Regions from separate parts of the Mus musculus genome. Here region 1 is linked to region 2. The links are chromatin contacts, found by POLR2A ChIA-PET in ENCODE. All regions are on one chromosome and are shown on one strand. Each heading gives the region's core, a stretch centred on a gene start or an enhancer-like site at or near the end of the contact. The rest is flanking DNA. Distances are from core to core; before and after follow the strand shown.

Region 1 (7,188 bases), core at 2,847-5,346, 260 kb after region 2:
GGGGATCACCCCATGGCCAGCTCTGTGCCTCAGTAAAAGACCAAACACGCTAGTCCATGAGTCCCAACTGCTCTTGAGGCTTATTTGGGATATGGCTGCATCCTGTTACATATCCCACGGGGGCAAGGGATTGGTGGTGGTGGGTGGTCTCTGACTGCTAATGTGAAATAACTTATTCTCTTAACTTCAGGAAAGACCTGACCAAGCCTTCCAGATAGTAGAGCTCCGGGTCCTGTCCAACTGGGGCCACCCTGAGTACACTTGCCTCTACCGGTTCCGAGTCCACGGAGAGCCCATCCAGTAGAGCACTCCAGCCATGTACATGTCTGTATATACCAAGACGCCATAACACTGGAACTCATTGAGAAAGAGAGCACGTGAGCATAGGAACTTGTCAGCCACCCTTCAATAAATGTGCTGTGGTCCTGAGGACGTGCTGAGTCCTCTGAGGCTGTGCGTGTGTTCTCAAAGCCCAAAAGCCGGGGAGGCTTTTTTAATTCATTTGAATGTATGATTCTCGGACACTCCTTTTGACTTAGGGATTTGCTTGAATGCATAAAGTCAAGAAGCAGATAGGCTGGCAGGTTTCCAGGCTCCTGACATAAAGGCTGAGAGCTCTGCATTGGCCATCCTCTGGATGTCAAGAAGGCAAAGTCCCATCTGCTAAACCCACGTTTCTTTCAGGGAAAACTGTTGCTCTGTCTTCAGTCTGACCCCTTCCAGGTTCCCTGGTGGGGAGAGGCTATGTCATAGACTGTCTGCTTTGAGCTGGGACTCCTCTGATTCCCCAGGGGAGTAGATCGGGCTTTGCAGAAGAGCAGTGGGGTGTGCACACCATGAATGGTGCTCTTGGGTCTCAGCCAGGCCGTTCCTGGCAGATCACAGAATGGACAGGAACCTTGAGAAGGGATGCTCTGCTGTCCTTGAGCTATGAGTCTCTGCTGAAGGGGGAACACTAAGGTGGTGCTAGTGGCTGCCACTCTTGGTCTTTATCACAGCAGCATTCTGTGCTGCCCTTGGGTTTGCCTCTACACCATTATCAGCCCTTCTCACTGATTCAAATTTGGGTATATTTAATATTTAGACTTTTGTGAGTAGACTTTATAACTGATACATCATCTGGACACTTAAAAGTGTTTAGATGTCTTACCTAAAGAATTGTTAAGTTTCATTGGTTAGACAGCCTTGGCAGAATACAAAGCTCACCTGCTGGGGCTCAGAGTTCTGGGATTTCTCGCATGTTGCAAGCAGCCCTTAAGACAGTGGCCCAAAGCACATCCCACTCCATAGGGTTAGAGCCACTGCCTGTGTGGCCAGGTTGTGTGGGATGCACACATTTTGCATACTCAAGGTTACATGCAGAAGTCAGAATTTCCTATATTAAACTAAATTGGGGAATTGGGGGTGGAGATATTTCAAATATTTATTTTTAAAGATGCAAGATAGGACTTTGTGCAATGTATTTTTGTAAATGCTTTTCAAAACACTTGTCTTTGGTAGTGCTTCTACTGCCACTAAATTAAGATGCTATTGAGATGTTTAAATAAAAGAGTTAATTTTTAAAAGTGCATGTGCGATTTCAAGTGATTAATAAAAGTGTGTATTTCTTTTCTTGGCTTGTCTTATCTCTGCCCATGTGAATGGGAGGGATTGCTAGGTTGTGTGCTTGAAGAGTTCCTGCTAAGTCCTGCAGGCACTGCCACTGTCACTCAAGCCTCCGCCAGCCTCTTCCTGCTTAGAGGAATCCGCTCAGAGACATTCCAGTCAGGCTCAAAGGAAGTGGGCCCAGAGGCTTTGGGTCTGGATGTGGTCACAAGGCCCTGAGCTCAGCTTCCAGAGCCAGAGCACCTTTCTACTACAGCCTGCCGAATATATTTTTGGAGCATTTTTCATACCTTTTAACAGCTCTGGTTCCTACCATGTATACAGAAGTGTCACGTTGATTTAAGCATCCTCAGTTCATAGGCTTTCCTTTACTTTTTTTCCCTCTCACCCTAAGACAAGGTTTCTCTGTTTAACCCTGGCTCTTATATCTTAGAACTCACTCTGTAGACCAGGCTGGACTCGACGTCCAATCTGCTTGCCTCTGCCTGAGTGCTGAGCCCACACCATGCAGCTGTTTCTCTGTCTCTTTCTCTCTCTCTCTTTTTAAAGATTAATTTTATGTATATGAGTACACTGTAGCTGTCTTTAGACACACCAAAAGAGGGCATCAGATCCCATTACAGAAAGTTGTGAGTCACCATGTGGTTGCTGGGAATTGGACTCAAGACCTCTGGGAGAGCAGTAGGTGCTCTTAACCACTGAGCCATCTTTCCAGCCCCTAGCTGTTTCTGTTTTAAAGAGAAGCCTGTTACTAGGGCTTTGCTCTCTTGAGGACCTGCTAAACATCTTGAGAGAATTCCAGCCAGGAGGGTAGTGCTCACCTTTAATCCCAGCACTCAGGAGGCAAAGGCAGGTGGACCACTGTAAGTTCAAGACTAGACTGTTCTACATAGCAAGTTGCAGAACACTCAAACAGAGCAATATAATAGGCCCTATCTAGGAGGGGAAAAAGTTCCAAAAAGAATTTATGACAAACTGTACTACACTGTCCCATCCAGACAAGTCATCCCCTGGTCGGACACTCATGCAGCATGAATCACTTGCCCCTTTGTTACTAGGTGTCTGGATCATCAGGTAGAATGCTGTATCCAAGTGGTCCTTCCTTATGTGGTAGTGCCCACAGAGCATCATCCCTCTTCACAGAAGGGTGAGCACGGTACTGTCAGAGTGTTGGGAACCAGCAAAAGACATTTATTCTAAGTACTACCATCTTGTTTTCAGGCTCCATTTAATCATATCAAGAAACCAAGCTCCCAGGCCCTAGGGGAGCTAGGGACTTCCCAATAGCTTACTTTGAACAGCTTCTGTTGTAAGGAAATAGTTGTCTTGAGTCCAGACATCTCGAGGACAACTTCATCTTGCTGGCAGGGTCAAACTAATGTTTATGTTTCCAGGCCTAGGAACCAACCTATCCTGATACAGTGGGAACGCCCTTGTCCAACCCCTTACGACGGATTATGATTAGACAGTGCTACAGCCTGCCCACCCACCTCCCCCTTTCTCTATATTTTCATCCTTTAGGCTGTACAGTATTCCCTCAGGGTTTTACTTCAGCTTCATCTGCTCTGCGGCCCTGACCAATAGCGGCTTGATTACCTGCGTTGACCTGGTGTCTTGAGTTATGTTGGTTTTAGGTTGGATTTAAGCGGACCCCACAGCAAGAGATCATGTTTACAGACTCCTTAATCTGTTACCATGCTTTCTGCTTGCACATGGGTGTGGTGCAGAAAATGCTAGTCCAGCTGGCCCGGGTGCAGGCATAAAAAGTAGGTAAGTTGAGGCAGGAGAGTCACAAGTTCAAGGGCCAGAGTAAATGGAAGGCTGAGAGTGTGTAGCTGACAGAAATGAACGCCCTGAACTTCATCTCCAGCATCCAAACTCATTATTTAAGGATATGTGTAGGGTTTTGTAACCTGAGTTTTGGATGCTGTCAGAGGACAACTCTGACCCTGGCCAGCACCTCCCATCCTCCCCCAATTAATCATGACCTTCCTCCCTTCTCTGCTGTCACCTGCTCCAACCACAGCCAGGTCTTCTTGGAGACATTACAGGTTCTAGCCTGAGCATACTGCCCTGTCCCAGATGTCACTAAGGATGACTGCCACCTGGAGGGGCACTCCCCGGGCAGGTGTGAGACAGGTCAAAGCTTCTAAAATGTGTCTGGTTCATCCATGCGCTAAGGGTAACTTCAGGGGGCGCGCGAATAAGACGCCTCATCGCTGAGTCTTCTGCCTCAGTTTACTTGCGCAGCCTACGTGGCTGATTACATTGTGCAGTGATGACACTAAGCTGGGGACAGCTCAGCGTGTAGTCCCGCCCAAGACCTCGGTCCCGCCCACTCTCGCAAGACTACAAACAAGTTCCCGCGATAGTCTGAGAGCCCCACCCCGTCGGCTTTTCCTGGCCTGTGTTCTCAGGGTCCTTCTCAGACCCCCCCTCAGGGGCGTGTCCTCGCGCGGCTCCCGCGATCCCGGCAGGCTCCGCCTCGATCACGTGCGGCCCGCGGCGCGCCCGCCCTCGCACGGCTCCTCGCGGCCACCGTAGAAGGAGTGCGGCGGCCGCAGGGACGGAAGCCGGGAGGCGCCGCCGACCGCGCCTGCGACAGCGTCAGCTCTGCGCGGAACGCCGGCCCATGGCGGCGGCGGCGGCGATGGCAGAGCAGGAGGGCGCCCGCAACGGCGCCCGCAACCGCGGCGGCGTCCAGCGCGTGGAGGGCAAGCTGCGTGCTAGCGTCGAGAAGGGCGACTACTACGAGGCGCACCAGATGTACCGGACCCTCTTCTTCAGGTGGGCGCGGGTGGCGGCTTAGCGCCGAGGCCCCACCTCCGCTGTTGCTCATTGGCTGCGCTGCGGCGCCCCGCACCCTCATTGGTTTATGCGGCTGCCTGTCGCGGAGCAGAGCGGGGGCGGCGGGCTTGTACTACTCGGCAGGGCCTCCTCTTCTCTGCCTGGTTCCCCCTCCTCCTCTCTCGGCCTCGTCTTTCTGAGTCCCTGCCTTACTCTCAGAGCTGCCCTTCCCCCGTCCTTCCTTCCTTCCTTTTCCCAGGCCTCCTTCCCCAGCCAACTTCTTCTCAGGCCTCCCCTTCCCTGGACTCAGTTTTATCACTAGCCTCTCTCCTCTTCACTTAGGCCTCCTCCCTCTTACAGGCCTCTCTTCCCGCCACTCCTTCTCTATCACACCCTCTTCCTCGCCTGGCCTCCCTTTCTCTGAAGGCTTCCGCTGGTTGGCGAGTCCTGTTGTCAGAGTAGTCTCACCTAGTCCTCCCTTCTGTGGCCAGTGATTGGAATTGCACAGCCGGCTAAAGTGTGGTCAGATGCTGACACCGTGGGCCAGCCTGTGGCCATCTGTATTCCTGCCTCTGTGCATCTGCCAGCTGATAATTCCTACGTAGAACTTTATTCCTGACTACAGGACATCAGCATTTCTGCTCCATGTCCGTAGTGTGGGTTTGGCCCCTGTGCCCCTTAGACCTACTTTTCGTTTTAAAATACGTTTTGTTTTAGGGCAATTTTAGGCCTTCAGTAAAAGGAGTGGAAAGTGGTTATCTTGTACCAGTTGCACATTATCATCCACCCATTACTGTCACCTAGGGCCCACGTGCTGTGGAACTCCTCCTACAGTCACTCCCTCTAGCTTGATCTGAGCACGGTGTGTTCTGTGGGCTGGATAAAGCTGCCATGACAGTGGATGACACTGTACACAGTGGCCTCACTGCCTTGAAGCCCTGTTGGGGGCTGAAGAATCAGTGCTCTGGGAACCCTCTGGCTCGTGAGTGATACTTGTTTACATCTGAGGACAATTCCCACTTCCCACATGCCCAGATTGAGCCTGGCAAGTAGCCAGGTGGACATGGGAGGGAGGGGCATGGTTAAGGCCACACGCAGTAGTTAGCAAGCCATCAGGGACCAGCCTTGCAGTATTTCCCTCCGTAAGTGCTCAGTCCAGGGGGTTGGCAGGTGTGGGATGAGCCTTGGCGTCCTTGGTGTCAAAGACTTCCTGTTTTCTTTACCTATTGGGCGCCCTGGATTTGGAGCAGCGGGGTTTAGTCAGCTTATCGAAACATTAGCCCTTGCTCTAATCACAGGTTACCTGAAGGGCAGCCTTGTTGGGGAATTTTTCTGTAAACTAGACACTATAAATACAAACCAGTCTGGCGACATCTAGTTTCATCACAGTGTCCCTAGTGCCTTTAAAAACAAAAACTAAAACACTCTTAATTATATTAATTATATTGGGAAGGCACTTGCTGTATTCTTTAGATAAAAATCTGTAGCCACGTGTGGTGGCACACACCTTTAATCCCAACACTCAAGAGGCAAAGGCAAGCCGATCTCTTGTGAGTTGGAGGGCAGCCTGTTCTACAAAGTGAGGTCCAGGACAGCCAAGGCAGAGAAACCCTGTCTTTAAAAAATAAAGTTAATTTTTACATGTAGAAACAACTACATAATGATTGATAAAGTAACTGGTTTTTGGTTTTGTTTTGTCCTGTTGGGAATAGAGCCCAGGACATCTCACACGCTACACTCCCTTTTGTTTTTTTCCACTTAAAATTTTGAGGTGGTGTGCCTTCAGGTCTGACTCAGGCAGACCTAAATTCTTGATCATACAGGTTGAGCTTCCTAAGTAGCTAGGATGTCAAGCCTGTGTCATCAGGCCTGCTGAATGGTTGGTTTTTCCTCTGAGTTGAGCTGTCTATCACTGAATAGGATCAGCCAATTGGCCCAAGCAATTTTTGAGTGAAGAAACAAAGGATTAGACAGAGCTAACCCCTGGATTACAGGGGTTACTCTGTGTAGCAGGCCAGTCACTGTGTATACTTCTGCAGCACTCAGGGTACACCCTGGTGTCTTACATTTTTGTTTTATTTTACTGGAACTCACTCTGCAAACCATCCTGGCCTCAAATTCAGGTTTACCTGCTTTCGCCTCCCTGACACTAGAGTAAAGGCTTGCGCCCCTACTGCCCCCACTCATTGTTTTATTTAATCAACAAAAGTGAGATCCGGAGAGTAAGCGTGTCCTTGTTTTGAGTCAACCCTGCTGTGACTGAGGATGTTCTTGTTGGTGTTGTGTGACTAGAAGAGTTCCCTTGGTCACGGTGGACTAGGGATGGTGATGGGCAAGTTCCTCCTTGTAACTGTTTGAAGCCACGTGTTATCGGCATACAAAGAACTGACCAGCAAGAGGACTGGGGTGCAGTGTGCTCCAGGGACACAGCATTCCACCAGGGCCCAGTACTTGTTACAGAACTCAAGTAGACCTCAGCTTCTCTCAACACTGTAGGCCCCAGGAGTGCCTATAGAGCGCCACCTAGACTCAGGGTCGGTCCATGGGCAGGACTGCTGGACAGCATAGTACTCGCTCACGGCAGTCAGGACAGCTTGCAGGAGCCACTTTTCTTCTGTCATTTTGGATTGACTCTATTCATCAGACTGTCTTGGTGACAGCCACCCTTACCTACTAAGCTGTGTCAAATCACCAGCCCTGGCTTTTTATCTTCTTTGACTGGATAAGTGGTGTTTATGTATTTACAGTGAATATCTTCATACGGTTTTTACTTTGGGGATGCTGAAAATGCCCATG
Region 2 (6,130 bases), core at 2,364-4,863:
ACCTAGATATAGAGACAGCAAGATTTCACCTGGAGAGGCCATCCTGAGGGATGTCCCAGTGAGGATGCCTTTCCAGCTGACTCTAAAACTGACTACCACAGCCTTCTGCAGCCTCCTCTGGCAGCCAGAGCCGCAGGGCCCCTCACTTCAAGAAGAGACAGAAGGTGAATGAGAGCCAACCAGCCAAGACTAGTTTCCAGATAGTTTCCACATCAGAGCAGGGGGATAGCCCAGCAAGGAAGACCCCACTTTGGGTTGGTGTCATGATGGGTCCTCCAGCTCTGTCTTCAAGACTAGGAAGCTAGGAGGATAGCAGAAGTCCACAGGCACACTTGGCTTCCAGAAGTTTCCAAGGGAGATTCCCAAATGTCTGATAGGTAGAATGAGGGTGGAGATGTCCTACACACACACACACACACACACACACACACACACACACCATTCTTTCAGAAGCAATTTGAAACCTCCAGGGGCCCTGGACAGCTTTTTCTCTTTGGACCCTCCCAAGGAGGAGGCCTCCAGCCCCCTCATTGGGCACACCGGCTTAACCTTAACAGAAGCTTGGTGCTAAAAGCATTAATGGTGGGGGGTGGGGGAGGCGTGGCTGCAGGGAACAGCATAAGAATGGTCCCCGCTGCAAGTGAATGGCCCATTTCCCCCAACATACAGACAGCAGGAGGCCCAGCCCTAGGCTAAGCAGGGCAGGAAAGCAGTCCGCCTTTGGGGACCAGCAAAAACTCTGGGAGTATTTCCCCAAGTGACCCAAGCCAAGTCCCCCACCCAGGCCTACTCAAAAAGGGATCAGATCAAACCCCCTGACCCAGCTCTTGATATCCAAGTGAAACCCTAGGCCTGCCATTCCTGATAAGGATCAGGCCAAGGATTTCCTGGGTCAAGAAACTACTGAAACGGGGCCGCCTGGTTAAAAAATGCTTTTGGCATGCAACAAAAACAGTTCAGGCCTCTCCACCACCATAATTAGGTACAAATTTCCAAATGGCTAGACCATGTGATTTTACTTAATTCTCTCACCACTCGGCCCTCTCTGAAAAGTTTTCAAGGAGGGGGAAAATCGTCACTTGGAATTCTTCACTTTAGCCCTTTAGTTCCTCCTGACAAACTCACTGGGGCCTTTTTATTTCTTTTTAAGCTGGTAAATTTTATCCCAGTGTGTCAAAAACAAAAACAAAAAAACAGGCTAAGTGTTCATTTTGAAAAGGTTATCACAAAAGACAGGAGGAGACCACGTCCTCCCCGCACAGAGGCTGCCTCTCCCATCCCCATCGCGCCCATTTATTTTAGCCCTTGTCATCCGAGTCTAATACAACCCTACATTTACAAATTGTTTTCTACAGTGGCTTGGCTCTGGCCCGAGGCGGGAAGCCCCCAAAATAGCCCCAAGCGTCCGTGTACTAGGCGCGCCTTTTTACAGGATGGTGTGGAGAAAAAAACATCGGCCTCCTGCGCCCACCTATGGGACCCAGCCCCAGGCGATCAAGGCACCAGGGAGTGGAGTTTACAAAAGGCCCGGACCGACCAGCTCCTCAAGCACTCTGGGGGCCCTGGCCAGGAGAAGACTAGCCACAGCCACGCTCCCTCCGGGCCGGCTCCCGCGCTCCCGGGCCAGAAGCAGCTGTTGACCCGCATACCTGGCAGTTTTCGGCACACTCTAAAACTGAACTTTCAGTGACACACCCGCTGCGTTTCACTTAAAACAACCCCTGGGTGAGCGAAGCAACCCTCCGCTGCCGCTGGGAGAGAAAGTGGCAACTACAAGAGAAACGCCTGACTCATACGCCTGGGCGTTTATGGCCGGCGAGTGGAGTCTGACCTTTCGGTGCGCTCCTGCGCAGCGCCCGGCCCGGCGGAGCGCGCAGGGTACGGTTCCTCGCGCAGCCGGCCCGCCCCGCCGCCCGCGCCCTCCTCTCAGCCAGGGCAGGGCAGGGGCGCGATTTACCTACGGAGTCTATCTCCAAGAGTCGCTGGAGGTCCCGGATGCTGTGGATCTGACTTCGAGCCAGCCGCTCGATCAACTCCCGGGGTATCTCGGCTTCCTGCAAGCAGACCACACCGTCAGGACGCGCCCAAGGGTTCCAGCCCAGCCCCAGGGGCCACACAGCCCGGCCGGACCCTCGTTAGGCCCTAGAGCCAGAGGATCGGCTGGGGCTAGATGGGACCCCCTAAATCCTCCACACTGTTCCTATCTGTCTGACCTTGATAAAAATACCCCAACAATGCCTTGACATGTTCAGACAAAAATCACCCGCGCTCTGGCCTCCCCAGGGTGTCTGGGGGCAGCCAGGGGCCCGAAGAGTTTCTGGTTTAATAGCTAAATCCACATGTAGAAACAGAGAGGGTCGAAATGCGTCACGCATCCACGACTGGAGTCACAGCAGCCTCAACACTTTAATCTAGCCGAAGGGTTCAATTTCACTCCGGGAATCCTGAGCTGAGCCCGCAGGGGAGAGGGTCTTCCCTCTCCCCCCACCCCACCCCCTACAAGCACGCGCGCCGGGTCGCCCCACCCGGCTCAGGCCCAGTCACGGCCCTAGCGCCGACTAGGACGCCCAAATCCATCGGGGCTTAGAGAGGCTGCAGGGAACGCAAGGGGTTAAATATCCACCTCGCGCCTCTCCGGTCCCTGCCCAGACCACCCCCACCGTTCAGCCTCCCCCACTCTCCGTCCCGGTTTTTAAAAGGGAGTCAGGGTCGCTGGAGGACTCAACCACGAAGTTCCCACGACAGGGGCTGTGGAAAGTCATTCATCACGGCAAAGCTCCCGGGGAATGGGGGTGGGGGGGAGGGTGGCGGTGGGAGGGCGCGGGCGCCTGGCCCGGCCCCAGCTGCCTCGTTCAGCCACCTGTAAGCAGGCCTGGGCGGGCGGAGACTGCTCCAGCCCTGCGTCGGACTGGGTTTGGGGACCGAGAACTGGGGACTGCGGCTGGGCGCTGCCCACCCTTCCCAGTCCCAGGCTACGGCCGCACCCTCCTCTACCTGCTTACTGCCCGCCCTAGTCCCCTCCCAGAGCACGGTCAGTTTACACACACCCCCTTTCCCGCTTCCCGCACCCCGTTACTGCATTGTCCGCTGCGTTTGGGCTGCCCCTTCTGGAAAGGCACCCACAGCCCCCCGAAGTTTCTACCCACGGGTTCACCTCGCGGCTCCCCCGTCCCCCTCCAAGGCGGAGCGACGCAACGCGCTGGAAACTCACCAGACACACTTGGGCATGGCAGAAAATAGAACCCAGTTGGGATTAAAAAAAAAATTACACCACCCTGACAAAACCAAAATGCTCTTTGCAGAGCTTGAAACAGGTAGCCGAGAGGGGCGTGCGCCGAGGGAGCCGAGAGGGGACAGAGGCGCGGGGGTGGCACCCACCTCGGCCAGGGCATGGGCGAGGTATCCGCAGCCGAGGAGCAGCAGGCAAGCCCAGGTCCTCATCGCGTCCCGAGGCGCTGGAAGCTCGGCAGGGAGGCGAGGCCGCGGGGCGGGCGCTCCAGCCGGGCTCCTGTGGCGGCGAAATTCAGTACCATCCCTCAGGGAGCGCGGCCCGGAGGAGGGTGGCGCGGAGAGCAGGGAGCCTGCGGAGCGCGCTCGGCGCGAGCAGCGAGTGCAAAGCCAGCGAGGAGGAGGAGGAGGAACAGAGTCGCTCCGGGAGCCTCCTGGGCCGCCGGGTAGGGGGTGGGGACGGAAGGGGCGGAGGGCGGGGGCTGGGCTTCTTCCTTGGTGCGTTCCCCGTGCTGGCCGCCGCCGCGCTCGCTCCCCGTCGCTGGCTTTAGGAGCGACCCGGCCGGTAAATCCGCATATTTGCTGCCGTCAGCCCCGGGAGGGGACCGCGGAGCGTGGCTGCAGCTCCCGCCGCACCACCGATCACCTGTCTGGACTCTCGGCCCGGTACCAGCTACCGCCTCGCCTCTCCCTGAGGGCTCCGGGCAGTCCGGAGAGCCTGTCCCCGGGCCTTCCTCTCGCCGCTGCCGCCCCGGGCCGGGCACGGCGCGGCCCAGCACGGCGCGGCCCGGCGGCCTGCGTGCGCCCCTCCGCGGCGCGCCCTCGGCTACGGCGCGGCGCTCCGCCCTCCGCCCGCCGGGGCCGGGCAGCTCCCGCGGCCGCGCCGCCTGGCAGCAGCCTACCCGCCCGGGGCCTCGCTACGCCGCCCGCGCGGGCCGGAGGGCGGGCGGAGGGCCGAGCTGGCGCCGCTGCCGCCGCAGCAGCAGCCGCGGGAAGACCAGAGGAGGAGGTGGAGAAGAAGGCGCAGGCAGGCCGGGCTCCAGGAGTTGAGCGGGCTCCGCAGGACGCGCGTGTGGAGCCGGCCGGCGACAGGGAGGGGGTTATAGCGCCGCCACCGCGCCCCTCCCCCTCCCCCGCCCCCCGCCTCCCCCGGATTCCGGGCCCGGGACCCGCACCTCGGAAGCGCTCAGGGGTCTCGCGGGCCAGATCGGGCCCGGCCGCCACCGCCACTGCAGTGGCCACACACGCGCTCACGCAGGCAGCTACATCCATCCAAGCTCGGCGCCCGCGGCTCGGAGCCCACAGGCGCCCGGGCTCCCGGAGCGCCCCTCCCTCGAGCTTGCCCACCCTTCAGTGCCAGCTGCAATCCTGCGGCACCGGGCGGGGAGGGGAGGAGGCCGCTGCAGAAGCACGGCCGTCTCTGGCTCGCCTCTCTCTCGGGCCCCAGCGGCAGTAAAGGGCAGCGCCCAGAGCTGCTGCGCCAAAAAGGGCATGAGAGTCGGCTTGGCCCCCGCCCGGCGCTCGGGCCGCTTCCCACTGTAAGGATCCAGTGCTCCAGCCTTCCCCTCTCCATAAAAGGAGGGGGAGTGAGTCTTTGCGGAGAGGCGGGGCGGGTTTAGGGGCGCGTCTAGGGCACTCACCTGACGGCTGCCACGCGCCCGCGCCCCAGAGCCAAAGCCTGGGACACCTGATTGAGGAACTTGCACTCTTGTGTGGAGGTGGAAGCGAGGCTAGGGTCGGGGAGGAGGCTGCCTCCTGCCTCATCGCCACCTTGACACCCTGCACCCTCCAGATCCTTAGCCCCTGGCCGAAGGCCTAGCCGAACCCTGAATGGGGAGCTGGAGGGATAGAAGGAAAGATAGAAAAGAAGCGGCTGGTGAGGAACTCCTGGGTTCTACCTTGGGATCCAAGGCAGCGCAGAGCGCCACCTCCGGCCAAGGCACAGTACAGACGGGTGGCGGGGAAGGCACATGCGGACAGAAGTCTGATCAGGGCTGGACGGTTCTCCCATTGAGAGAGATGGATTCCTGGTGGGATGTGACCCGACGGCAAGGCCAGTCCTGTCAGCTCCTTAACTCGGGTTAGAGGATTGTGGACCTTTCAAATCCCAAAGTTAGCCTCCTAGGGCTCTGGAGACTATGGAGGGCTCCAAGGGTAGGGATGCAACTGGATACAGCCTGTCCAGTTCACTCCCTTTCATGTGAATTAACCCGTGCACCCAGCCCGGGTCCAATCCCCCACCAATCTTCTTTGTCCCCAGACAAAGGCGCAGCCGGGCAGGAGCCTTTCATCCCCAGCTTCCCGGGTTCCTGCATTTCAAAGGCTGAGCTGGAAGGGCCCAACACGGGCGGCTCACCTAGCTCCAAATACCTGGTGGGCGTGGGGGGAGGGGGTAGCTGAAGATCTTTGGAGCCCAAATCTACAGACTTCCTTAGGCCTGTAGGCCCCATCACCACGCCCCAGCCCTAACACCTCGGGATGCTCAGGAGATAAGAGGACACCCTCTCTTGGCCTAAAGAGGGAGTATGGAAAACGTTGAGAAGCGCCCCACCTCGAGGTCTTCGAAAGCCCAGGCCTTGTCCGTACTGGTGAAACTTTATGCTGCTCTGAAGAGGATGACTTCTGGTGGCGACTGCCAGGACCACTCTAGACCTGAGTCGAGTTCCTCACCGTTTTATCCCGATTGTTCTGCGCGGCCTGTCCCGCCAAGCCCTCGGCCTTCTCACAGGCAGAGAGCACCAAAGGACACCTTTTTGCGGTTCGACGACCCGGTGTGACGGTGGATGTGAGAATCCAGGAAGAAGATCCGGTTGCATTGCTGGGATGCCGCGCCTGTCCGGCCACCACCTCCGCATGGAGGCTGCGGGTTCCTGGGGACCCCACCTAGTTCGGTGCTTCTCTC

The links. ChIA-PET counts read pairs that join two places held with the same protein, here RNA polymerase II (POLR2A).
Region 1: POLR2A ChIA-PET joins it to region 2 with 29 read pairs in embryonic stem cell. The contact joins the promoter of Get4 here to the promoter of Pdgfa in region 2. POLR2A ChIA-PET finds 5 or more read pairs at or near these places in 3 of 5 experiments (Patski and embryonic stem cell).

Annotation. Positions count from the first base shown.
Region 1 is chr5:139,248,228-139,255,415 of GRCm38, forward strand. It overlaps Get4 (golgi to ER traffic protein 4), which reads left to right and starts at 4,097. Exons shown (of 9, transcript NM_026269.2): 1 at 4,097-4,392. The coding sequence starts at 4,238. Sun1 (Sad1 and UNC84 domain containing 1) reads left to right here. Exons shown (of 23, transcript NM_024451.2): 23 at 191-1,612. The coding sequence ends at 304.
Region 2 is chr5:138,991,331-138,997,460 of GRCm38, forward strand. It overlaps Pdgfa (platelet derived growth factor, alpha), which reads right to left and starts at 3,614. Exons shown (of 6, transcript NM_008808.4): 1 at 3,379-3,614; 2 at 1,958-2,054. The coding sequence starts at 3,441.